Linked DNA regions of Mus musculus: regions 1, 2, 3, 4 and 6 are each linked to region 5. Evidence: chromatin loops called from intact Hi-C (ENCODE). Cell type or tissue: left cerebral cortex. All regions are shown on one strand.

Region 1 (4,000 bases), 150 kb before region 5:
TCACAACAGTCACACATTCAAAAGACAATGTAACAAAATGTCACAGGGTAGTGTCCATTGCAAAGACCACTGCGTGCTGGTTTCTTGCCTAGGGGCTGTGGTCTGAGTCTTTTGAGGTAGAAGGCCTCTGTACAGGCCCTGGGAGAGCATTCTGGAAGAGAGGGCATTGGGGAGAGGCTTAGAAGGAGGTTCAGGGGGGCAAGGTAAGAAGGGGACCCAGGCTGGGGAGACTGGGCAGCTGTGGTCACTTTTAGAAAGAGTGTAATTTATGTGTATGAGTGTTTTGCTTGCTGTGTGTCTGCAAACTATTTGCGTGCAGTGCCTGCAGAAGCCAGAACAACAGGGTGCCAGATCCCCTGGACTCAGACTTACAGATGGATGTGAGCTACCATGTGGGTGCTGGAAGCAGAACCTAGGTTCTCTGGAAGAGCAGCCAGTGCTCTTAACCTTTTATTAACCTCTCCAGACCCACCCAGTGGCCATTTTTTTATTTAGAAGCTGTGCAACCACTTCTCAGCCTTGCGAGAGCTGTTTAAAATAGCCTCTTGGGGCTGGAGAGATGGCTTAGTCAGTACTTGCTGTGCAAGTGTGAGGACCATGGTGCTTAAATTCCTAGAATGAAGGCAAAAGTCAGGTCTGGAGTCACTCCCTAAAAACCCAGCGGGGAGGAGGCAGAGATAGAAGAAACCCTGGGATTCACGGGCCAGCCAGCATAGGCTAATTGATGAGCCCCAGATTCTAGTGATAGACTTGGTCTCAAAACACAAAGTGGGACTGGGGAGACATGCAGTGAGTAAGAGCCTTTGCCATGCACGCAGGGGGTCCTGAGCCTGCATCCCCGGGCCCTATGGCTGCCCTGCCTGTAACCACAGTGTTGAGGGGAAGGGACCGCCAAGTCCTGGGGCTCCAGTGGTGAGGTTCTGGTTCAGGGAGAGACCCTGTCTCAAGGCAATAGGTGAGAGAGCAGCAATAGAGGACCCACATCCTGCTCTGGCCTCCGTATGTGCATAGGCATGCATGCACATAGATGTGGGCACCTACACACCACACATACAGTACACACATGTACACACTACACATACAGCACACACATGTACACACCACACATACAGTACACACATATACAGCACACACATGTACACACCACAATACAGCACACACATGTACACACCACACATACAGCACACACATGTACACACCACACATACAGTACACACATGTATACACCACACACAAGATACATGTGTATACACCATGTACACGTATACACACACACACACACACATACACACTTTTGGGTCCACTGTCAAAGGTGGCCATTTTCTCTGCAAAGACATCCACTTGGAAAATATTGACAACTTTGCTTCCATTGAAGCCAAGAAAAGTCAAATTACTGTAAGTTCTGTTTAGAATAATGTAGATTTCAGTAGCTTAATTTTTGTTTCTTGGTAGTTTTCTATCACTTTGATCTTCTAAGGAAAATTTACCCTTGAACAGTGCATAAACCCAGTGCCTGTCTCACACCTTTAAGACCTCTTGGGAGGTCGAGACAGGGAGTCCCCCTTGAATTTTAAGTCAGCCTGAACTACAGAGTGAGTTCCAAGTCAGACTGGGCTATGGAATGAGTGAGTCTAAGTCTGAGGCTAACCTTTTATCCAAGTCTGAGTCTGACTCTGAGGCTAAACCTAAATCTTGGTTTGAGTCTGAGGCTAACCCTAACCCTGAGTCTGAGCCTAACCCTAAACCCTGAGGCTTAGGCTAACCCCAAATCAATTCTTCTCTCTGTTGAGACTTGTATCCTCCACCACCCCACCACCACCACCCCCGCCACACACACATCCACCCCCCCACCCCACCACCACCCTCCGCCACACACACACACACACACCCCCAACCCCACCACCACCCCCCCCACACACACACATCCACCCCCCAACCCCCCTACCCCCTGCCACACACACACATCCACCCCCCCAACCACCCCCGCCACACACACACATCCACCCCCCCAACCCCCCCACCCCTGCCACACACACACATCCACCCCCCAACCACCCCCGCCACACACACACATCCACCCCCCCAACCCCCCTCCCTCACCACCCCCGCCACACACACACATCCACCAGGCTGAACAGCCAGACCCAGAGCTCAGAGCTGAGATCCTGAAAGATGGAACCCTTCCTTCTGTGAGGACAGAAGCTGTGTCTTCCTGGGCATTCACTGTTGCAATGACCTCACACACTCTACTTCTCTGTAAACTTCCAGTGAGCCACACTGCCACCACTAGGTGACACTGCAGGATGGAGACCTTCGCTGGAGGGCGGGGTTTCAGCCCAAGGTGCTGAGTGTGGCCACAGCCTGACAGCCTGACAACCTCTACCTAGACAGCCCAGCCCTCTGTGGCTCCCCAGTACCTCCTGAGGCCCGGACCTGCCTTATGGCCCCTTTCCATGACCCTGTCTTCCTTGAGTTTTTAGATTGTTATCTTTCAGGCCTCAGTTTTCCCACTGGTAGAATGGATGGTGATGCCATTTCCCAACCCCCCCCTGGGAACTAAGACAGCTTACAGAGTGGGACAGACGAATCCTGCTGGGTAAGGAGGTTGTTCTCTTTCACCCCCAATTCCAGGAGAAGACTCTGAGCAGCTTCACAAAGGGTGGCAAAGGATTGTCAGAGAAAGAGAATTCAGAGTGAGGGTAAGACACAGAGGAGGCAGGTACACCTCTGAGCTCTGACTGGAGGAGGACCACTGGGCCTGGACCCCTGGATCTGAGGGATGGGGGCTGGGCCTGAGGGAGGGAAGCTAGGCCTGAGGGAGGGGGGCTAGGCCCGAGGGAGGGAAGCTAGGCCTGAGGGAGGGGGGCTAGGCCCGAGGGAGGGACGCTAGGCCTGAGGGAGGGAAGCTAGGCCTGAGGGAGGGAAGCTAGGCCTGAGGGAGGAGGGCTGGGCCCGAGGGAGGGGAGCTGAGTCTGAGGGAGGGGATTGTGCCTGAGGGAGAAGTGTTAGGCTCCCTCCATGGTGCTGATACAGCACATGGTTGCATCCTACCCTCTCAGGTCTCTCCTCTTCAATTTTTAGGTCTGGTCAAGGCCTGGGGTTGGACCAGGCACCCTCAGGACCCATCCCTTCCTGCCCGGACTGTGAACTCATCTCCTCGAAGCCATAATGTCCGAGCGGCTGGTGCGGGGCTGCCTGGACCTACCCCTCCTTCTCCTGGAGGTGTGAGGCTAGGAGGCAGCAGGCCCAGCTCCCTGTTTCAGGGTGGGAGGTCCTCGGCCTCCATTGTCTCTCTTCTTATCCCCAGAGTTCCCCCTAGAGGCAAGGGGCCATGCATGTCTGGGGACCCCTGCCCCCAGCCCTCTGTCTGTCTATCTGTCTGTCTCTTTGCTGTTGTCCAAGTCTTGCTGTTCTGGCCTGTGTCCTCACTGTGAATGTCGACAGACCAATCCTTGATGTCCCCTGAACAGACACACCCTCCAGTGTCCACCCCTTCTGTCCCTCCATCTGCGTCTGGCCAATCCCCCCTCTGCCGCTGCTATCATCACCAGAAATAAACACACTCTGTGAGTCTCATCCCACCTGTCTCCCTGGGGCCAGGAGGTGTGCTGGATCCTGAGAGTGTGTGTGACTAGGCCACTAAGTGATTTCTCCAAGCCTTAGCCTCTAAATGATAATTACGGATGGAAACCACAACAGGATTTCCAACTGAAATTAGATGAAGTGACAGAAATTTCTCGTGTGCTTCTAAAAATCCTTCCAGAGACAGACCATCCTAGGTGATGGGCAGCTTGGAGGCTGGCTTGGCCTTCCTCTCCAGAGTATAGGCTGTCTACCCCAGGTCCAGGTGGCATGTTCTTATGCAATGACATCCAAGCAGTTATCTCAGACAGAGGCCTCCCTTATGCAACTATCTTGTCCTTAAGAATTTCACAACTTCTGCAACTGCCCAAACCTAGCTGAACTTAACTCCGGGTTGCAAAGCATTCTGGGAAAGTGA
Region 2 (4,000 bases), 180 kb before region 5:
AGACATAGATCCTTCAACAAGACCAGATCCACTCCTTAGTGACAAAGCAGTCAAATACATGAGCTTCTAGAAGCTACTCTTATTCAAACCACAATACCCAGTGAGAAGGTGGAGTGTGGCTCAGTGGTAGAGCACCTGCCTAGAATCCACCCGTGAAGGACTAGGATCATGTCAGTGTTAGAGCCCCTGTCTGACACCACAAATCTTTAGGTTTGATCCCAAAACTGGGGGAAAATAAAGTATTTACTAATTCACTTGATGCAAGAATTTCACTCCTCACTCAGCGGTGGTGGCACACGCCTTTAATCCCAGCACTTGAGAGGCAGAGGCAGGTGGATTTCTGAGTTCGAGGCCAGCCTGGTCTACAGAGTGAGTTCCAAGACAACCAGGGCTATACAGAGAAACCCTGTCTCGAAAAACCAAAAAAAAAAAAAAAAAAAAAAAAGAATTTCACTCCTCAATAGCATCTCTGTGCTTCCTGTGTGTCTTGGAGGACAATGGAGAACACCCTTTCACCGGAAAACTTAAAAAGATTATTAGCCAAATGACTAATAGCCACTCTGTCCTGAGAACTCCCAGTTTAGAATGGCAGAGGAAATTCTCCCCCCAGGCAATCCCAGAATGCCTCCCTGAGGAGGTGTAGGTTACAGTGAGACTTAAAGACTGTAGGAGTTTGCTACATTTTGTAGTTTGGATGTGAAAAGTCCCTACTGGTTCACATTTGAACGAATGATACCCAGTTTTGAAGACGGTGGGCTGTTGTGGAGGTGAGGGTCTAGGTGGAGGAAGGTGACCACATGGGGTCTTGAGGTTTATAGTTCTCTTCCCAGGTACTCAGAAATAGTCATTAGGCTTATACCGAAATGTTCCAGCTCCGGTTCATTATCTCCACCAGGTAAGCATCCAAAAAACTAGGACCGCCTGAGCCCCAGTGGTAAAGCTTCTTGTTAAATGGGCCTCGGCTAGAGCTGGAAACCCCTGTGCAGAAGAATAAGGTCATCTTGTTTCCTCTTACTCGGTCGGCCAAGTGGGCAGCTTAGTGTTTGCAGCTGAAGTGGCAGGAGAAGACATCTAGGGAGCCCTCAGAATGAAGACTTCTGGAGAGAATGGTTGGAATTGTAGTAGCTGCTTTGTGACCGTGAGGTAATAGCAAGCCAAAGTTATGTGCTATGCCAAGGAAATGTGTCTCAAATCAAAACTCTGAGAGATGAAAGAAACTGGCTCCCTAGTGGTGTCCCTGACTTTAATCTCTCTGTACTTTTTGTATAGAACAAATGCCATTTCTACTTTTACAGAGTTCACATTTCTGTTACTTACAGCCATGCAGAATCTTCTTGGGATGACATCAACTCAGCATTTGGGAAGTGAGCTGTGCTGGAAAGGGCTGCAAGCCTGGGGCTGACGTGAGCAAGAGACAGCTATAGTCTAGCTGCGTGTTAGGAAGACTCCCTGGAACCAGGTTGTGCCCAGGTGAAGCAGAAAGACTTAATGATGGGGAGGCAAAGTCCCTGTGGCAAACTCAACTATGGGCAAAGAAAGTAAGACAGGGCTGGGGGGTGGGGTCGGGGCTCTGAGTGGGGCTGTGGTGGAAGATTGGCACCTAGGGTTTAGTTCTGCATCTGGGTTGGAGGTGGGGCTATCTGAAAATAAGAACCAGGGATTGAGGACAGGAAGACGTTGAACTACTGTGCAAGACCAAGGAGTGAAGGTATCTAGGGAAAATAGACTCAGAAGCGTTGTTGAAGCCCAGGAGGTTCATGGGAACTGCAGTTCTGGGCCCAGAAATATTAGCGGGGGGCGGAGGAGGGGGGAACGACACTGCAGCATTTCATGGTAAATTCTTTGTAAACCGAGGGTATGTGCCAGGGAACTGCAGAGGGTGAGGGGAACAGAGTTCTAAATCTGAGTGTTGGCTAGGGAACTGCAAGTGTCTCATGGGATATGTAGTTTGGGGCCCAGAAGTTACGTTCAGATAGCTGCAGCACTTCTTGTTAAAAGATTATTAATGAGCCCGGTAACTGCAGAGGCTGGTGGGAAATGTAGTTCTGGACCCAGAATACTGACCAGGGACCCGCAGAGTCTTTGCTAGAGATCTGCAAGGCCTTCTGGGAAATGTAGTTTTGATTTCAGAATATTGGCAAGGGAGCCTCTTGGGAAAAGTAGTATGAGCTCAGAGAATTATTAGCAGGGGGACTGCAACAGCTTCTGAGAGATGTGGTTTGAGGCTTCCCACACTGGCCAGAGACTTGCAGAACCCCCAAGGGCAATGCAGTTCTGTACCCAGAGTATCAGCCAGAGAAAGGCAGGGGCTCCTGGGAAATGTAGTTCTAGGCTCGAGGACCAACAGTGTGGGAATGCCGGTTCGCCGGCCCCCAGACCTGCTCACCTGTCTCCCTGTGTGAGCCAGGGGCGCCCAGGTTGGGGGAGATTAAAGGCTCCACCTCTGGCTGCATCCTGGAGAAGCGGGTCTGGGGAAGTCCAGAAAGATGGGGCGAGATGCTCGCACTGGGCCACACAGCGCAGCTCTTTTCCTGGACTTCTGCTTCTTGCTCTTTGAAACCACGAGGGACAAACACGGAACTGGAAGGCTGAGACCACAAGGACACACGCTTTCCCCTAACCTCCGGGACTCGGTGTGCGCCCCACCTCCTGTTTCCCTGCAACTCTACTTCCGTCTCCATCTCTTCCTGTCTCATGGCTTCTCTTTCTTCAGCCCTCCTGAACCATCCCTGTCCCCGGTTTTCACAATTCTCTGTCTGCCTCCCTCTAAACCCCCTTTCCCAGTTGTCCTCCACATTTCTCCCAGAAGTCTCTGCCCTCTGTCCCACCTCCCTGGTCTTTTTCTCCATCAGCTTCCCCAGCACCTCCCCAGCCCCCTGGATTGCCCCCTCCTCATTGCAGTCCTTCACCAATCTTGTCACCCTCTCTGAGCCTCCCTATTTCCCGTTCCCCTTCTCCCAGGCCCATTCCTCAGTCTCTCTTCCATAGCTGCTTCAGCTTCCACTCCCACCACCTCGCCCTTCTCTCTTCCCCTCTCTGAGCCCACTTGCCCTCTGCTCAGCACCGGCTAGACTCCTGGAGACAAACAGAAACTGAGTTCTCTAGGGGGGAGGGGACGGTAGGCAGGGTCTGGTTACCATGGTGCCCAATGTGAGAGCAAGGCTGGGGCTCTTATTCCTGAACGTGAGAAAAGTGTCATTGGGTGCCAGGCTTGGGGGCTTTCTGCAGGCAGGTGCCGGGTAGACTATCCTTTGTGAGTTCGGACCTGTGAGGCGAGGAGGCTGTAAAACCCTTTAGCTGTCTCGTCTATGCATCCACAGGCTCACTTTTTGTAGCCTGTTTCTCCCTCTTAATAACTGCCTATGTATCCCGGTCTGGTCTTGAACTCAGTCCCTTATCCAGGCAGGCCCTTGCCTTCCAGAGTCAGAAATGTTAGGAATGTGTCACCACGCCCCTTCTGACAATAGAGTCCCCAAGCTCCCTTCCCAGGTGGTCTTTGTTGTCACTGTGGCTTTCTGAGCTAATTTACAAATCAGTCCCGATTCTGGAGCACAGCTAGGAGTCTCTTTCTCTTTCTTTAAGGGCAGGCGTCGCCACGGTGTTACCTTGTAGATTCGGAACTTGCCAGAAGGCAAAGATGAAGGAAAGACCGCCTGGCTGGATCCAGCTGTGCCTGAAGCTCTCAATTTTTTGTTAGAAATTGAGAAACCTAAACTTTGATCAATTTAGCTGGTTTTGATTGGTTGTTTTGCTTTGGGGAGGGGGATTGGTTTTTAGTGTTTTTTCAACACAGTGCTCACTATGTACCCGCACCCCCACCCCACCCCCCTTGAACTTACTATGCAGACCAGGCTGGCCTACATACAGTTGGCCCCCTCTGCTTCCTTAGTGCTGAAATTAAAGTTGTGCCCCGCTATGCCTGGCTGTTACTGGCCACTTAAAAAGCTCATACACTTCAATGGTCTCATTCAGTCTTCTGTAACCATGATTTCCAACATTT
Region 3 (4,000 bases), 53 kb before region 5:
TAACCATATCATAATAAGAAGATGGTCACAGCTGTACATTTTTGGATGGGTGTTACTAAGAACCTATCTTCCAGGCACTGGAATGAATGACAAATGGCTAGTGGGTACCAAGAAGGCTGCCTGGCATGAAATAGTTTCTTTACCCATCACACATGTACATATGCATGTACATATGCATACATATGTATGAATCAGTATATGTGTGGAGTGTACATGTGGTGCATGTGTATATATTTACATATGCATATATATGTATATGTGTATGTTTATAATCTTCATTAGCAGAAATGCAACCCAGGCCCTTGGGCACACTGACAAGCACTAAACCCTTGAAACCTTGAAGCCACAGGCATGGGGCATCTAAAGACAAGTCCTCTCCTGTCTGTGCTTTCCGCCCTCGCCACCAAAGGGCAGGCGTAAGGCTGAAGACACACTGATCTCACCGAGCTCAAATGAATGCTCCAGCAGCAAAGCCACGGTGCCACAGCCCTCAGCTTCACGGCCATCGGCCCCGGTCTGCAAGGGAGACAAGGACCCCAAGTAAGAACCACTCACGCTCTGGGCGGGGCAGAAGGACAGGCTGAAGGACAGGCCGTAGCTGCATGCTCACATCCAATCACAGGTGCTCTGCCCAGGACTGCCTCTCATGACACAGTCCATTTCCATAGCCCAAAGAAAACTCTAAAAGCTTGTTATTCTCATGTCCAATGCCCGGGTCGTTATCTTTTTGTTGGTTTTTTTGGTTTTGAGAGTCTCAGTGCACAGCCCGAGCTAACCTCTGATTCACAATTCTTCTGCCTCCACCTCTTCGTGCTGCTACTACAGGTAAATACCACCTTGCTCTGCCCCCCACCCCAGGTCATTCAGGTTTTCATTCACGAGTTCACTTCCTTTGCACATGCTAATACTCTGACCATTCACATTGGCAAGAAGCCCACTTCTCTCTGGCACATCCTAGATCCACACTTTCTTTCCCACGGTTCTGAAGCAGAGTCCCACTAAATCACTCCCTGATCCAGACCGGAGATGATCCTCCTGCCTACGTCTGCTGAGCGCTTGGGGTTACACATGAGCACCACCACCATCAGCTTAATTTCTTTGTAATTTTTCTTTTTTTAATTTTGTGTATGGATATCTGCTGCATGTACCTATGTGCCCTGTGTGCATGCCTGGTACCTGGTGTGCCAGAAGAGAATGTGCAATCCCCAAAAACTGAAGTTAGCAGACAGTCGTGAGCCTCTAGGTAGGTGCCAGAAAGCAAACCCAGGTACTCCAGAAAAGCAGTCAGTTCTCTTGGCCCTCATTTCTCCAGCACCCTATTTTTGGGGTTTTTTTGAAACAGGACCTTAGGTAGCCCAAGGTGACCTTGCACCCCACACCCAGGCCTAAGCCTTAGATGTCTTAATTTCAAGCTTCTCCTAGCCAGGCATCCTACAGCACTCTGGCTCCTGAAGGACCTGACTTCTTCGTGCATATTCAGAAACATGATTCCAACCCTAGCACTAGAGCACTGCTTCCTTGCCATATCTTTATTAATTACTTATTGAGTCAGGGTCTCACTGTGTAGCCCTGGTTGGCCTAGAACTCCCTTTGTCCTAGGCTGGCCTCGAACTCAGAAATTCACCTGTCTCTGCCTCCCGAATAGGGGTATTGAAAGCGTGCACCATCACACCCCCATTTTTGTATTTTTGAGACAATCTCAAGCAATCCAAGCTAGCCTCAAACTCCTTGATCCTCCAGCCTCAGCCTCCCAAGCACGGAGATGAGAGGCTAGCTACCACTACTCCACGCAGCTCAGGTTCCGAGCAAACCACATCCTCTCATGAATATTCATGATGGGGTCCATCTAGCGCCCACAGGAGGCCGCCCCGCCCCGGCCACTAGCACTCACCCCACGCGCGGAGGCCCCGACCCGGCAGCCGCTGCCTCGGGCTCTGCTAGGAGCCGCGGCTACCATCAGCAAGAGCACTAGCAGCCGGGTCACCCCGGCACCCGCGGCCACCATACGGGAGCGTTGAGAAAAACCGAGAGCCATACAGCCCGCTAGGAAACACAGGGTTCATCCTGAGGCTCACGCGCCTGCGCCGCACGCCGCGCCTGCGCACTAGCGCCCGTCCGCCTGCTCCCGCAGTCAGGGCGGCCATTTCTCCATCCGGGTCTCTAGGGCTCACGTTCCCGGTGACACCACCTGGGAGAGAAGTGACGTCGTTGACGTCACGGAACGCCGGGCACCCTATTGTAAAGTCACAAGCTCTAGGCCCCACCCTTTATCTGTCTGTCCCAGGCTTCACTCGGCGTTCCTCCCCAGGGCCGGGGCGTGGCGATGAAGGGCGGTCGAGATCTTAAGGCCGCTCGGGGCGGAGCAGGTGAGACCAGTTCTGAGGGGATGGAAGGTGACAAAAGGACTTCTGCCTGGAGGGGTTGGCCCTAGAGAGGGAGCCGGGGAAGGTATGGGACCAGCAATGCGGAGGCCGCTGCCCCGCATGCGCCCTCGGTCAGAGTTCATGTACCTGGCATCCTGGGATGGATGCTCGCGCTTCGCCCCTGCAGACCGCCCCCTGGCTCCAGCCTACGCCCCGTGCCGCCCTGGGCGCCTCCAACGCCACCTCCTGAGCGGCGAGTTCGACCAGCTGCGCGACTTTCCCATCTTTGAAAGCAACTTCGTGCAGGTGTGGAGCCCCGGACCTCCGACCCGTTGATGTACGGATCTCCCCCATCATTTGTCGTTCTTTCCAAGTGATCCACATCACCTCTGAGCCCGCTGGGCTTTTTGTGTCTTCAGAAGCCTTTGTCTCAGTTTCCTTGACTGTACACATATGGTTCTTGTCCTTTAATCCTAAAATCTTTGGCCCACAAGCCTTTTTTTTTTTTTTTTTTTCCTTTTTAGAGGTAATATGGCTGGTACTCTGGGCTTCACTCGTTATTCAGCAGGAGCTCTACCCCTTAGTCACACCCTAGCCCTGCACCGGGGGATTCTAGGCATGTGTGCTTATATTCTGAGCCACATTCCCAATCCCTAACCTACTGTTCATCTCCCCTAGTTCATGACCTTTCACTCTGTCAAGATCCCCAAGACCCAATCAGATTCCTGTTGAGTTCTGTTCTCCATCTATCGATCCTCTTAACCTTTGGCCCCAGGTGACCCGGTTTGGAGAAGTCGCCAACAAGGTCACCATGGGGGTGGCAGCCTCTAGTCCTGCCCTGGAGCTGCCAGACCTGCTGCTGCTGGCCGGCCCTGACAAGGAGAATGGACACCTGCAGCTCCTCGGGTGACTGCCCCTCTAAGTCCCAACTTCCTCCAACCTCCCTGCCGCCATTTTGCCACCCAGGGACCAAGATCACCACCAAACCTCTTCACTAAGAAAAATGGCAGGGCACTTCACAGAGGTCAGAAGTCAGGCGAGATGAGGGAGGACAGCCCTCAGTGGCATCACAGGGTCAGGATGGTGGCTGTTTACACAGTGCTTTCTGCTTTCCAGGTACTCTGTCCCAGAGAGATAAAGTAAAGCTCAAAGACTGGGCCCACGGCCCAGGGTCCCACAGTCCACTGTCCACTCTGCCCCTCTTCCTGAAAACTTGTGAAAATCAATACCACCAAGTACAAACCTCACATAGAACAGAACACCCCTTCCCCCAGCCTAGGCCTTGCCCTGCCTCAGCTGCATGCAGGAAACGTGTACACGCTTACAGGACATGTACATACTGTGGTATTTTTGGAGACCTGAATCCTTTCTCATCCTATCTCAGTTCACGAAAGACAGGGAGAAAATAGAAAAAAGCCAAGCCTAATAGTACAGGCCTGTCATCCCAAGACTTGAGCAGCTGAAACAGGATTGCAGGTTCAAGGCCAAATTGAGCTTTGAAAGTGGCAACCTGGACAACTTAGTGAGGCCCTGTCTTAAAAAAGTAAAAAGGGGCTCTGAGTGTGTGTGTGTGTGTGTGTGTGTGTGTGTGAGAGAGAGAGAGAGAGAGAGAGAGAGAGAGAGACCTGGTCAGTAGA
Region 4 (4,000 bases), 290 kb before region 5:
CTAGGGAATCAAACTCAGGTCCTCACACTTAAGTACTTACCCACTGAGTCACCCCTGAGCTCCTTTGCTGGGGTGGGGGTGGGGGATTACTTAAAAAATGGTGAAGACATCTTTGTGAGTCACCGAAGGTCATTCCACTGGCAGGCGTCAGAGCTGGGATTAAGCCCACACTGGCATCACCCTAAGTGGCTTCTCACCATGTGTGTCCCCCTCTCAGTGTCCAGCCTGAGGTATCACTGCAAAGAGTGGGGCCCCTCCAGTGGTGCATTCCCTCTATGCACAGCTGGTAGCCATCAGTGGGAGGTGGAGGCAGTTACACGCACACGCGTGCATGCACACACACACACACACACACACACACGTATCTCCCCTCTCCTCTGTACCTCTAATAACCTGGAAAGTCATTTTAAAGGTATAAAGAGGAGTCAGGAACCTACAAAGAACACTGAGTGGTCACAGTCAAAGTGCCTTGCTGCTGTCTCTGTGGTCCAGAGCTCAGAAGCTGTCACCTACCAGCACCAGGCTTCACACCACGATGAACATTCTGCCACCTTCACAAGCTGGGGGACCAAATTCTAGGCTAAGTCCTGACTGTTAGTTCCCACCCTTGCATCTGGCAGACACGAGGATGCCATTTTGCCTGTACCACTGGACCCCGTCTTTATACCTCAGTCATTCTCCTGCCTCAACATACCAGAGCCAATCTGTTCCTTCCCTGCTCACAACTCTCCCATGGCTCCCCAGCACACTCTAGGGAAGAAAAGAGAACCCAGTGTGGAGATCCAGGTCCGTACTCTCCAATCTCATAGGTCTTCATGCTGGATTTAGGTACCATGAGTGAATTACACACCCACATCCCCTTCCCCACCAATCCCCAGTGTGAATGTCTCTTCTACCCAAAATGCCCTTCCCTGGTCTCCATGGTCACCATTCTGGTCTCCCCGACAACCCCCTCCCATTCTCGGAGCCTCTTTCCTGTCTGACTCCGAGGTCTGGGTGAGGGAGGCCAAGTGCTGTGCGGCTAGGACCCATGGCTATGAACTTGCAGGAAGTGAGGACAGGTGAAGGGGCTGGGGCAGAGGTGGGGGGAGGGAGGGGAGGGAGCTGACTCCTGACCTCCTCCCCCAGAATGTGACCTTGGCCATGGCCGTGTTCACCATCCTAGCCTCCATCTACTTCTTCAACAAGGTGAGGGGGAGGCGGGATGAGAGGGCTCTGTCTCTCCTGTCTCTCTTCATTTGGCCCTGGAGCTTTTACTATCCTGAGCTGCCACGTGTCTACATTGTACTTCTATCTCTGCTCTAGGCTCAGCAGTAAGAAGGCATGACGCCCCACTCCACCAGCTTGGCCCCCGCCTGCTCTGCCATTGCGCTGGCCTCTGAGATCCAATAAATGTAACAGCACCAGACCAAGGCTCCCTGCTCCCTAAGCCCTGCTCCCCACAACCATGGATCTCAGCAGGAAGATGAAAAGGAGAGACCTGGTCCCTAGATCTCAGGGAGGAGGCTAGGGACCTGTCCCTCCAAGTCTATGGGAGGAGGCTGGGCCCTGGACCTCTGAATCTGAGGGAGGAAGCTGGGTCCTGGACCTCTGGGTCTGAGAAAGGAGACTGGGTCCTGGATCTCAAAATCTGTGGGAAGAGGCTGGGCCCTGGACCTCCAAGTCTGTGGAAGGAGGCTGGGCCTTGGATCTCTTGCATCTGTGGGAGGAGGTTGGGCTTAGAGTCCTATGTCTGTGGGAGGAGTGCTGGAGCTTGGACCCCTAGGTCTGAGGGAGAAGTGGGTTTTGAAGAATGCGTAGGAATCTTTAGGTCACATGAGTATTTAAGGGGCATTTCAGCTGTGAGTGCCAGGGCACAGAAAAGAACTTCCAGGGCCCAATTCTCCATCTGGCACTAAACAGCTTGCTCAGGACTTCAGACCTGTCTCTCTGAGCACTCCTACCCAGCAAAGGTGAAAATCTGTTTAAAGAAAGGCCACACTAAGGATTGCCAGAGATCAAAGGTGTGGGCAGATGTTGCGACTGTGTGTAAAGAGTCTGGATATAATTCCTTCCCTGGTTATCTTAAAAAATGATAATATTTCTTCCTTTTATTTTTTTCTTGTCTTAGCAAACTCCTATTCAACTGTGATCACCTGCCATCAAATCCCTTTCCAATAGAAGTGTCCAGAACCCCAAAATAGAGGAGATCTGTTAGCACACGCCAACCTTCCTGCCTCCTCCAACCTCCCCAAAGTGAAAAAAGAAAAATCATTTGTATGCTCTGGGTCTTCGGGAAAAGGACTAGAAATTTCCAATCACGAACAGATTTGTAAATCCGTTTAGTTCAGATCCGCGCAATTTTAGTGGGTTACAAGCAAACTGAGACCAAGACGAACTAGCGGTCGCGCCCTCTGTTGATCAGAGCCAGTAACAGCACCCTTTGTCCTCAAATGCAAGGACTCCTTGTACGCAAAACCAGAAATGGCCGCATGGTGGCGGTGTCAGACTATTTTCCTAGATTTTAATTGGCAGGAGACTGAGACTCCTGCCTGAGCTCTCAACCAGGTATTTCCCAAGCATCCACCTCCTCCTGTAAATAGAGTGGCCTCTCCCTCCCTGCACCTCCCTACCCACATGGCTCACACCAGGCCCTTCTGCTATACCCTTAGCCCCGTAACTCAAAAAAACGGCTGAGCAGCCGCACCCTAACGGCTTTTCACCTGCTGTGCCACACACTCCGAGCGGGCTGAGGAGCCCTTTGCAACCCCTAGTCTGCGAGTCCTCCATTGAAAGCTTCCGGAGCAAACCTTCCTGCCTCACCCCGTCTCTTCACTCTCCAGGTGGGCTTGGCTGTCAGCGGTTTTTCAACCGCGGAACCAAGTCAACCTTTGCGCCCTCCACATCCCTCCTTCCCCCAGGGCTTGACCATTTATGTGGTTTCTGAGTCCTCAGGGAGCTATCAACTTGGCATTTTCTCAACCGCAGTCCAGCGGAGATGGATGTGTCTCGGGCCGGCGCTGTGGAGAGCCACTGAGGGCTTTGTCAATTCCCACCACTGGGCTTGGGGTGGGACGGAGCATCGATTCTGCTCTGAACGTTCCCCAGGGTGCTATGAATGGGCAGCTGGGGTTCTGAGGCGGCTCCTTTTTGTGAGGAAGCTGAGCGCTTCGAATGGGTAGCTCTGCTGCCCGGGAAATTCTTTCACAGACCTTCACTCAGACAAAGATGGGATTTTTTTTTTATTATTATTATCACTATGCTTATTTTTAAAAGTAAATACTTGTTTTTGTTTTTCGAGGCAGTGTTTCCCTGTGTAGCCCTGGCTGTTCTGGAACTCACTCTGTAGACCAGGCTGGCCTCGAACTCAGAAATCCACCTGCCTCTGCCTCCCAAGTGCTGGGATTAAAGGCATGCGCCACCACTACCCGGCTAGTAAATACCTGTTATATGCCAGGATTATAGTATGTGCTTTAAAGATTATAATTTAGTTAATCGACTTATTTCTGAGTCAGGTTAGCTGGAACTCACTATATAAGACCAGATTGGCCTTGAAGTCGCAGACATCTGCCTGTCCTAGAATAAAAGGGTGAACCACCACCCCTTGATCTTATTTTACTTTTAAATTGCGTATGTGTGCGTGTGTGTGTGTGTGTGTGTGTGTGTGTGTGTGTGTGTGTGTGTGTTCATGGAACCCAGAAGAGGGTTTAGATTCCCTGGAGCTAGAGAGTCCTAGGCAGCTGCAAACCACCAGACATGGGCACTCGGAAACTCGAAACTCAGGTCCTCTGCAAAGGCAGTGAGGACTCCTAAGCACCCAGCCAGTGTGAAGCAGAGTTAGAATTAAGAAACAGTTTTAGGGCTGGAAAGACGGCTAGTGGTTAAGGGCTGGCTGCTTTTCCAAAGGACCGGGTTGGATCCCCAGCAACACACCACAGCTCAAAACCTTCTGTTTCAGGGGTTCTGGTGCCTCCGTGGGCACTGCACCCCTGCGGCGCACAGGCACAGAAAAAAAAATTTA
Region 5 (4,000 bases):
GGAAGGCGGTGCTATGACAAACAGTAGCTTCGCCAGTAAGTCACTCACAACATACCTCCCAGATATAAGCCAATCCATACTGGATCTGCCATTACCCATAATCCAAGCTGTATGCCTCAAAGGCAAATTCAAAGCCAAGTCTGAGCTAGAAAGCCTGAGTCTCAAAAGCCAGTAGAGGTCTGGGGGTTTAACTCAGCAGGGCTCAATACTGAGTCCCACCCCAACCCCTCACTGAGGGATTCTAGGCTGTACCACTAACTACATCCTGGCTCTCTTATTCATTTTGAGACATCATCTCACCAAGCTGCCCTAGCAGGCTTAGAACATGCCATCCTCCTGCCTCCAAAGGCTGAACAATTGTTTCATGTCACCTCTCCCAGGGCTGCCAGATCCAAGGATTCCTGTACCTCTCCTGGAGGGGTGGCCCCTTAAGCTCCTCCACTCCCACAAACTGCTTCTGTCACCTCAGTCTCCCCTTTTCCCGGACAGGGATGTTCTTGGAGGCACAACGTTCCCATTCCCCTCAGGACAGTCAGACCCAGGTGCAAGCCCCACTCGCTAGAGGGATGCTCTCTGAAGCTGCAGCATCCTGCAGGACAGCTGTCTTCACTCCCACTCCCGCTGTGGTGATGGTGGCACACTAAAACAGTAACCATTCATTTTCCCCAGGGTACCTCACACACTGCCAGCTTCACACCTGGCTCCTCCCCTGGGACCCTGCAGTGACAGTTGCTCTGGGACTGTGGGATATGTCTCACCTCCCCCACCAAACACCAAACTGGGTAAGCAGACTGTCCCATCTAGTATCAATTTGCTTGTTCTATTTAGTATATAAAGCATCACATGGGGCCCGATGTGACAGCGGAATGGATATTTGAGCTTGTTGGCCAAGCTGAACAGCCTGAGTTAGATCTTAGGGAATCCACATAGCGGAAAGAGACAACGCCACAAAGTTGTCCTCAGATCTCCACGTGCGCATCATAGCGCACGCACTAAGAAAAAAAGAAAAGGCTCTAAGGCATTACTTTTCCTCCCATTCCTACTTTTTAAAAAAAATTTGGGGTTTTGAGGCAGGGTTTCTCTTGTGTATCCCTGGTTATCCTGGATCTCACTCTGTAAACTAAACTAGCCTCAAACTCGGAGATCCGCTTGTCTCTGCCTCACGAGTGCGGGGGATAAAAGTGCGCCACTATTCCCGGCTCATTCCTACTTCTTGCTGGACTTTCTGATACCGTCGCCTTGTCTCTCGAACAGCGGAACAGGCACCAACGCCCTGCACCTCCGGCCCCTCCCTCCTGGCTAGCGTGCACGCCGCTGAGCCCACACCCGGACAGTCCAGCGCACCCCAGGTCCTAAGCTCCAGGGGATCTGTCCTTTGCATTGCCAGCCTTGCTCTATCCTTCCCCCAGCTGCAGACATTCTGCGAGCACTCTGCTCGAGGCGTCAGCTGCGCGACCGAGCGCCCCATACTCTTCTTCCTTACTTACCGCCTCAAACAGCTTTTCCCGCCACAAGATACGCCGCCGTGACCCCTGAACCCTCTGCGCGCAGGCCCAGAGCTGCGGCGCGCCCGCTGGGTCCCGCCCCTAGCCCGCTTGGGCGATCAAACCACGTCCCACTCTGGAGGACCCACAACCACGCCTCTCGCAAGTGGCCCCGCCCCATGACGCTAACGGAACAAGGACACGCCCCCAGCATCCTGGCTCTTAGGGGTTTGGCCTGCGGTCCCCGAGCGCCCACTGCAGGAGCGTTAGAAGACTGCCACAGTGGATGCTACCCTGATGCTTTGCTAGAAGCAAGCTTCTTTTCTGTTTTCCTCAGAGTCCCTACACGCCCAGGTTCTTGTATAACTTCTGTTGCCCCACAAATCATTTCCTGACTTATGACACTCATGGCCAGATGCAGTCCTCAGCTTTTGAAAACCTGGCCCTAAGAAGTGTTCTTTTGGGCTGGTGAGATGGCTCAGTGGGTAAGAGCACCCGACTGCTCTTCCAAAGGTCCGGAGTTCAAATCCCAGCAACCACATGGTGGCTCACAACCACCCATAATGAGATCTGATGCCCTCTTCTGGTGTGTCTGAAGACAGCTACAGTGTACTTACATATAATAATAAAATAAATAAAATTAAAAAAAAAAAAAAAAAAAAAAAGAAGTGTTCTTTTGAGACCCTCCTCTTAAAGTTCCTCTCCTTTTCCACTGGCCTCCATCCGCCTTAGTGTCTCAAACTATGCTGTATGAAGATAACCTGTCTTCGGCGGAGCGACCCCTACCCCTGTGGCCTGAACCTAGACCAAGCGCAGTCACCTGGGCAGAGAGATGGCCCACCCTCTCCACACTGGGCTCAGGAATGGCTTGTACTCAAACTTTATTTTTGTTTTTTTATTAAATAAAAGGGGCAGAAGAGAGGGCCTGTGGTCTCCCAACTGTGGGGGGCCACCTGCCCTAACCTCTCTCCACTCAAGGTGCATGGTGTGGTAGGCTGAGGTGTAAGCGTGGGTGGGAGGGCAGCTGGGAACGGTCAGAGGCTAGGACCTGTGACCCTCACCACTCTTGGAAGACTCAATGGGTGGGGTGGGGCCTTCTAGTGCCAACTGCCGCTGAGTTTGAGGCTGAGCCCGAGGGACTGGGCCGTGACAATGTCCTCCCACCCCAGGAGGAGAGGTGAAGAGTCCATCTTCAAGAAGACACCACCAAGGCTGGGGCACTTGTGGCTGCCCCTACTCGTGCACATCCCAGATCTCGGACAGCAAGGGCGGCAGCTTCTTGTCCTGGAGTCGCAATGCAAAGACCTGCTCCGAGTGCACGGAGCTGAGGGTGCGCAGGCTCACCAGCTTCATGAGCATGCGTGGGAAGCGGAGCTGGTCCTGCAGGGAGAGGAGGCAAGTCGGTCCTGCTGGGGCCCTGTCCTGCAAAGCCAGCTTTGTCTGGAAAGCCAGCACCCTGAGTGGTCAGGCCCCAGGCTCAGTGTGCCCAACATGTGCCACTGGACCCCAATACTGAGACTGCTCATATACAACAGGCAGCTCCCGTACCTGTGGGCGCTTGATCCTCGTGTAGGAGAGGAGCGCCTCCACGTAGGGCTGCTGCAGGGCCTCCACACGGCTGGGCTCCTGCACATTAGGCCGATCGGCTGAGAAGATGTTGATGGCGATAAGCAAGGCATACTCTGCATCGTCCAGGCCCAGCCGCCGCATGGCCCGCGAGAACTCGAAGATGGGATTGATGAATTCCACCTGCAAGCCTGCAAGAGCAGCCCCAGCCCAGCTTCACACCGGACCCTGGTCCCAGGGCACTCAAAGGGGAAGGAAGGACAGCCTGTGACAGTTACTCCGGCTTCCGCCCCACACAGACCCTGTGAGTGCCTCTTACACGATGCATCTGGCCTCGCTAAACATGATCTTTCCTTGCCAGTGCCTGCCTGGCCTGGAGGGCCAACGGGGCAGAAACCCCAGGACCAAGTCAGTGCCTTCCACAGACCTGCACGGTGGAAGTCGTCCTTGCTGTAGGTGAAGTCCTTCAGGAACGTGATGCATTCTGTCTCGTGGTTGTAGCGTCTGGCTGTTTCTAGCAACATGATCTGGAGGTGACAAGGTACAGGGCTCTTCAGCTGCCCCAGAGTCAAATGTGCCAAGACCAGCAGGCTGCCACCCTTCTGCCAGGTAAGACATTCTTAACTTTCCTTCCTTCAACTCTATCACCCACTGCCCCATCCAAGGCCACTAACCCCACATTACCGTGAGGCCCAGGCTAGAGGTTTAATTCTTAGCATTCAGAACTCTGCACACAGTTAACTCTCAATACTTCATTATCCTTGATTTGGCTCCAATATCCATTCCTTTGGAGTCTTTGGGTCATTTTCCTGTTTAACAGCCCATCTGATATCCTCCGTTATTCTCTACCTCAGCCCATTTCCCTTTTCTCCCTGGCTGGCTCTCTGGAGGCTCCAGATACCTTGTTGGATGGGACCCTGCAGCTGACTACACCCCACAAGGGTCAGGAC
Region 6 (4,000 bases), 47 kb before region 5:
AGTAGTGGGAGTCCACAGCGATGGTGACATGGACTAGACCATGACTGAGCCTCCCCTTCTCTCTTCAGGCTGTTTCCCTTGCAATTTGTGCAGTTGTTTGTGCATGATGAGAGCCGCCAGCAGCTCAAGGTCAAGTTCCGAACTGGCCGCGCCTTCTACTTGCAACTGCGCTCTCCTCCAGAGACCCGCGACTGCGAGTTTGGCCGCTGGGTGCGGCTGCTCTACCGCCTGCGATTCCACTCGCCCACCTGCGCAGTGCCCTTCACGCACGAGGACACTGCGCCTGAGGAAGAGGAGGAGGAGGAGGAGGAGGAGGAGGAGGAGGAAGTCAAGGAGGGGCAGTTGCAACCCCCGGAGGTGAGGGCGGGACCTCGAGCCCAGGGATGTTGGGCCAGGAAGGATGGAAAGGGACCAGGTAGGCCTGCTGGGGCCTGGACCCCTGGGTCTGAGGGAGGAGGGCTGGGGCCTAGACCTCTGGGTCTGAGGAAGGAAAACCAGTCCTGGATCTCTAGGCCTAAGGAGAAAGGAACTCCTCCCTTCTTCCATCTTCTTAGGGGTTCTAAGGAAAAGGCTACAGGGTCTGCAGCAGACTAGGGACTGTGTGGCTGATATTGTTAGCCCAGGTGCCCTAAAAGAAACCACACAGCCATCTCCCAGCCTTTGCCTGGCACCAAGTGGGTTCTTGGCACCAAGTGGGTTCTAGGGAGAGAAACCGTCTCACTGAAGGGGTGGGCTACAGCTGGCCGTACATGTCCAGTTCCCTGAAAGGGGAACTGAGGATGACAGTTGTGGAAGGTGAGGCCTCTTCCCAAGACGCCCACAGGCCCACCTCTCTCAAACCCAGACCCTCATGCTGGTCAGGCTCTCAGATGTACACTCTTCTTAGTTTCAAGCCACAGAGGCCAGACTCGACCCGCAGGTCTCAGAACTCTGGGGGCTCTGACTCAGACAAGATCCTTCCAGATCGCCAAAGGACCAGAAATCAAGTCAGCTCAGCTCAGAGCCAGAGAGATGGAATTTTAAACTTAATAAAGATCAGGCTCTTAAAACCTACACTGAAGCCCTGGTTCTTTATGTGACAATCACCAAGGCAACAGGCTGCCTCCAGGGCTTCCTCTAGGCCTCTCTGCCTTTGGTGCCTTGATATGCAAGGGTTTTCCAATTGGCTTCCCTTTTTTCCCTCCGCTGGAGGTGACATCCAGAGCCTCCACCTTCTAAGGAAGACCCCACCCTCAGCCACACCCCATCCCCTCACTATGGTCTAGACAGGGGCTCTACCACTGAGTCCCTGAGCTCTCTTTTCACTTTTTATTTTAATGCAGGGTATCATTTAATTGCCCAAGACGTCTCTGCCCTTTCTACCTCTGCCTCAGCCTTCCAGATAGCTAAAATGACAGCTGTACCCAGACCTGTCTTGGCTGTCCTTTGTGGGTGGTGACAGGCCTGTGTCCTCCTCTCTGTAGGTAATGTTCAAGAGAGTTTAGGCCACAGGGCATGAGCTCCACCTTTGACTCTTGTAAATGCCATGACAAGCAGTTCCCCCAGCAGACGCTGTCTTCCAAGATGGTGACCGCAATGACTAACCCCACCCACAAGGGGACAAGAACTACAGACTCTGGAAAGATGGACACATGATAATTTGAGCAACAGTTCTTTATCACAGTGATCATTCTGGAAAGATGACTGCCATCCCAAGAGTTGCAGCGCTGGTGTCCGGGTTCTGATGACTTATTTAGCAGGTGATGAGCTGTCACTGTGGCACTGCAGGAGAAATGAGAGGTGGGTGAGGCAGGGTAAGATGGACTGCACCATGTCTCTACCCAAAATCCGCCAGCAGAGGGAGCAAGAGAGTTCCCATCCAGCAAACACCAGTGTAGTCATGGTCCTCTCTCTCTCTCTCTCTCTCTCTCTCTCTCTCTTTCTCTCTCTCTCTCTCTCTCTCTCCCTCCCTCCCTCCCTCCCTCCCTCCCTCAGCAGGGCTGCATGTAACCCCAGATATCCTTGAACTCAAATATGTAGCTTGAACTGCTAGTCCTCCTGCTTCCACCTTCCCAATGCTGGGATGACAGTCATCCACCACTGTGGCCAGCTTACAGAGTGCTGGGGATGGAGCCGAGGCTTTGTGCTAGACAAACACTGTCTCCAGACCCACAGAAAGAGAAAGGGTCTCATGGCATCCAACATTCCACATAGTTGAGGCTCTTGATATCTCAAGCACCTAAGAACTATGGCTACAGATGTGCTTTGACATGCCGGGCCTTTTGTTTTTAAAATTGTTTCTAATGTTTTAAATTTATTTATTTTATGTTGAGTGCATTGTAGTTGTCTTTAGACACCCTAGAAGAGGGCATCAGATTCCATTAAAGATGGCTGTGAGCCACCTTGTGGTTGCTGGGAATTGAACTCAGGACCACAGGAGCAGCCAGTATTCTTAACCACTGAGCCATCCCTTCAGCCCTTGTTCTAAAATTTAATCAGTTATTTTATGTGTGTGTTTATGTTCTCCATGTGCAGGGCCTAAAGGGGGCTTTGGAGCCCCTGGAACTGGTGCTACCAATGGCTGTGAGCCATCATGGAGTCCTGGGAACTGAACTCGGGGCCTCTTGAAGAGCAGCCAGTGCTCTTAACCACTGAGTCATCTCTCTAGCCCTTGATTTTTCACTTTATAATGTTTTGACGGGATCATACTATGTAACTCAGGCTGACTTAGAATTCACTCTGTAGCATAGGTTGGCTTCAAACTCACATCTCCTAGATCAGCTTGAGCATTCTTGGGTACTGGAATGACAGATGTGCAGCACACCCCAGACAGTTTAAAAGTCATTTTAAATCCCAAATGGGGATGCTCTGAGAACCTGCCAGCTGTCAGAAGTCAGCGGGAGTCTGCCGTGAGGATGCATCTGAGCTGACTTAGTCACCCACAAGAAGACCCCAGAATAGAGGGTGGCTCAGCCTGACTCCAGAATGCAGCCAGTGGGAGGGGGAGGCGGGGTGCTCCCAGAACTGTCCCTGAGGGGCTGAAGATCCTGTTTGCTAAGCTGTCTCAGGGCCAGGGACATCAGCATTGTCAAGTGTCTCCAGATCAAGCAGGGGCATGCTAATGTGTACTCTGGGCCACCTGATCTGCCTCCTTCCACAATGTCTTGGGGACTGAATCCAGCAAAGGAGATGAGGAAGTTTTCTTGGAAGATGGTTCAGCATATGCCAGAGACCAAGAGTAGGGACATATGTAGCCACTGTAGTCCCACCAAGACACACGACACCACTGTGGTCCCACCAAGACACGCGACACCGAATTCCAGGCTGGAAAGACTGTGGTGATGGTGGGGGAGTTTGACGAGTAGGGGAGCGCTAGCTCAACTCTGATTCCAGGGGCGAAGGACAGGAGGAGGCTTGACAGAGGAGGGATTGCAGGTGGGGCACAAGCTAGGGCTGGTGCTCTCCAACCCCAGGGCCTTTGCATGACCTGTATTGCCTTCTTGCCTGGGGCATCTGGGTAGGTTCGCCAGGGGCCCTGGATTAGGGTCAGTCAGTGTGGGACCATTCCCTTCTCACCTCGGACATCCAGTTTGCATTCAGCCAGGGCTTCCCCCAGCTCATTGAAGGCGCGGCAGGAATAGGTCCCTGCATCAAAGGGTGACGGTCGGCGGATGTTCAGTGTCAGGATGCCCTGGTAGTTGGTTATGAGGAATTTGGGATCTTCATGGATTTCCATCTTGTTCTTCATCCACACCACCTTTGGCTAGGGAAGGGAACCAGGGAGAAAGCTGACTTAAAGGGATGTCCTGGACAGAAACCATGACACTACCTGCATGGGTACACAGGAGAGACAGAGGACCCCAGTTGGCCACTATTCCTCATCACCTCCCACCTTTCCTCCCTGTGCTCCAGGCACTGCTATTTTGGGGACAGACCCGATGATGACTTCCCACCCAGGGCCCTGGGACTGTCTGCTCCCTCTCCCAACCCTGCAGTTCCTGCCTGTCCCACCCTTCCCTGG

What was found. Hi-C counts contacts between places; a loop is a spot of excess contacts. Peaks named below come from ENCODE experiments on the same cell type or tissue, not always from the same donor. Only the 100,000 strongest peaks of a DNase experiment are listed, where the experiment ranks them.
Region 1: a loop joins it to region 5, with 2.1 times the contacts of the local background. A loop is called at or near these places in 3 of 42 quality-filtered maps.
Region 2: it touches region 5 in a loop (2.9-fold over the local background); 7 of 42 quality-filtered maps call a loop at or near these places.
Region 3: it touches region 5 in a loop (2.6-fold over the local background); 18 of 42 quality-filtered maps call a loop at or near these places.
Region 4: it touches region 5 in a loop (2.5-fold over the local background); 3 of 42 quality-filtered maps call a loop at or near these places.
Region 6: it touches region 5 in a loop (5-fold over the local background); 22 of 42 quality-filtered maps call a loop at or near these places.

Annotation. Positions count from the first base shown.
Region 1 is chr7:44,396,455-44,400,454 of GRCm38, forward strand. Syt3 (synaptotagmin III) reads left to right here. Exons shown (of 11, transcript NM_001114116.1): 10 at 2,632-2,699; 11 at 3,082-3,576. The coding sequence ends at 2,697. Among named protein-coding and RNA genes, the nearest start is that of Syt3, 14 kb to the left of the region's middle. In left cerebral cortex, a CTCF peak has its summit at 2,300 (motif pointing right); a DNase peak (open chromatin) is centred at 2,313.
Region 2 is chr7:44,371,937-44,375,936 of GRCm38, forward strand. 1700008O03Rik (RIKEN cDNA 1700008O03 gene) reads right to left here and starts at 3,094. Exons shown (of 6, transcript NM_027049.1): 1 at 3,051-3,094; 2 at 2,387-2,588. The coding sequence starts at 2,453. Gm39001 (a long non-coding RNA gene) reads left to right here and starts at 2,561. Exons shown (of 2, transcript XR_882056.2): 1 at 2,561-2,633; 2 at 3,588-3,967. In left cerebral cortex, a CTCF peak has its summit at 1,740; DNase peaks (open chromatin) are centred at 2,036, 2,286, 2,568 and 3,079; H3K4me3 peaks cover 2,138 bases; H3K27ac peaks cover 1,969 bases.
Region 3 is chr7:44,494,365-44,498,364 of GRCm38, forward strand. It overlaps Emc10 (ER membrane protein complex subunit 10), which reads right to left and starts at 2,054. Exons shown (of 7, transcript NM_197991.3): 1 at 1,892-2,054; 2 at 444-516. The coding sequence starts at 2,005. Fam71e1 (family with sequence similarity 71, member E1) reads left to right here and starts at 2,231. Exons shown (of 5, transcript NM_028169.2): 1 at 2,231-2,366; 2 at 2,551-2,669; 3 at 3,139-3,269. The coding sequence starts at 2,324. In left cerebral cortex, a CTCF peak has its summit at 1,978; a DNase peak (open chromatin) is centred at 2,161; H3K4me3 peaks cover 2,735 bases; H3K27ac peaks cover 1,739 bases.
Region 4 is chr7:44,260,484-44,264,483 of GRCm38, forward strand. It overlaps Gm15517 (predicted gene 15517), which reads left to right and starts at 958. Exons shown (of 3, transcript NM_001384596.1): 1 at 958-1,051; 2 at 1,129-1,188; 3 at 1,306-1,408. The coding sequence starts at 1,037. The coding sequence ends at 1,317. It also overlaps a transcript of Acp4 not described here. In left cerebral cortex, a CTCF peak has its summit at 2,435; DNase peaks (open chromatin) are centred at 2,449 and 2,927; H3K4me3 peaks cover 638 bases.
Region 5 is chr7:44,547,268-44,551,267 of GRCm38, forward strand. Pold1 (polymerase (DNA directed), delta 1, catalytic subunit) reads right to left here and starts at 1,548. Exons shown (of 27, transcript NM_011131.3): 1 at 1,488-1,548. Nr1h2 (nuclear receptor subfamily 1, group H, member 2) reads right to left here. Exons shown (of 10, transcript NM_001285517.1): 8 at 3,478-3,577; 9 at 3,033-3,241; 10 at 2,349-2,864. The coding sequence ends at 2,718. In left cerebral cortex, a CTCF peak has its summit at 1,741; a DNase peak (open chromatin) is centred at 1,641; H3K4me3 peaks cover 720 bases; H3K27ac peaks cover 476 bases.
Region 6 is chr7:44,500,082-44,504,081 of GRCm38, forward strand. It overlaps Fam71e1 (family with sequence similarity 71, member E1), which reads left to right. Exons shown (of 5, transcript NM_028169.2): 4 at 69-357; 5 at 887-1,053. The coding sequence ends at 943. Mybpc2 (myosin binding protein C, fast-type) reads right to left here. Exons shown (of 28, transcript NM_146189.3): 27 at 3,556-3,742; 28 at 1,618-1,761. The coding sequence ends at 1,751. Among named protein-coding and RNA genes, the nearest start is that of Fam71e1, 5.5 kb to the left of the region's middle. In left cerebral cortex, a CTCF peak has its summit at 1,807 (motif pointing right); a DNase peak (open chromatin) is centred at 1,818.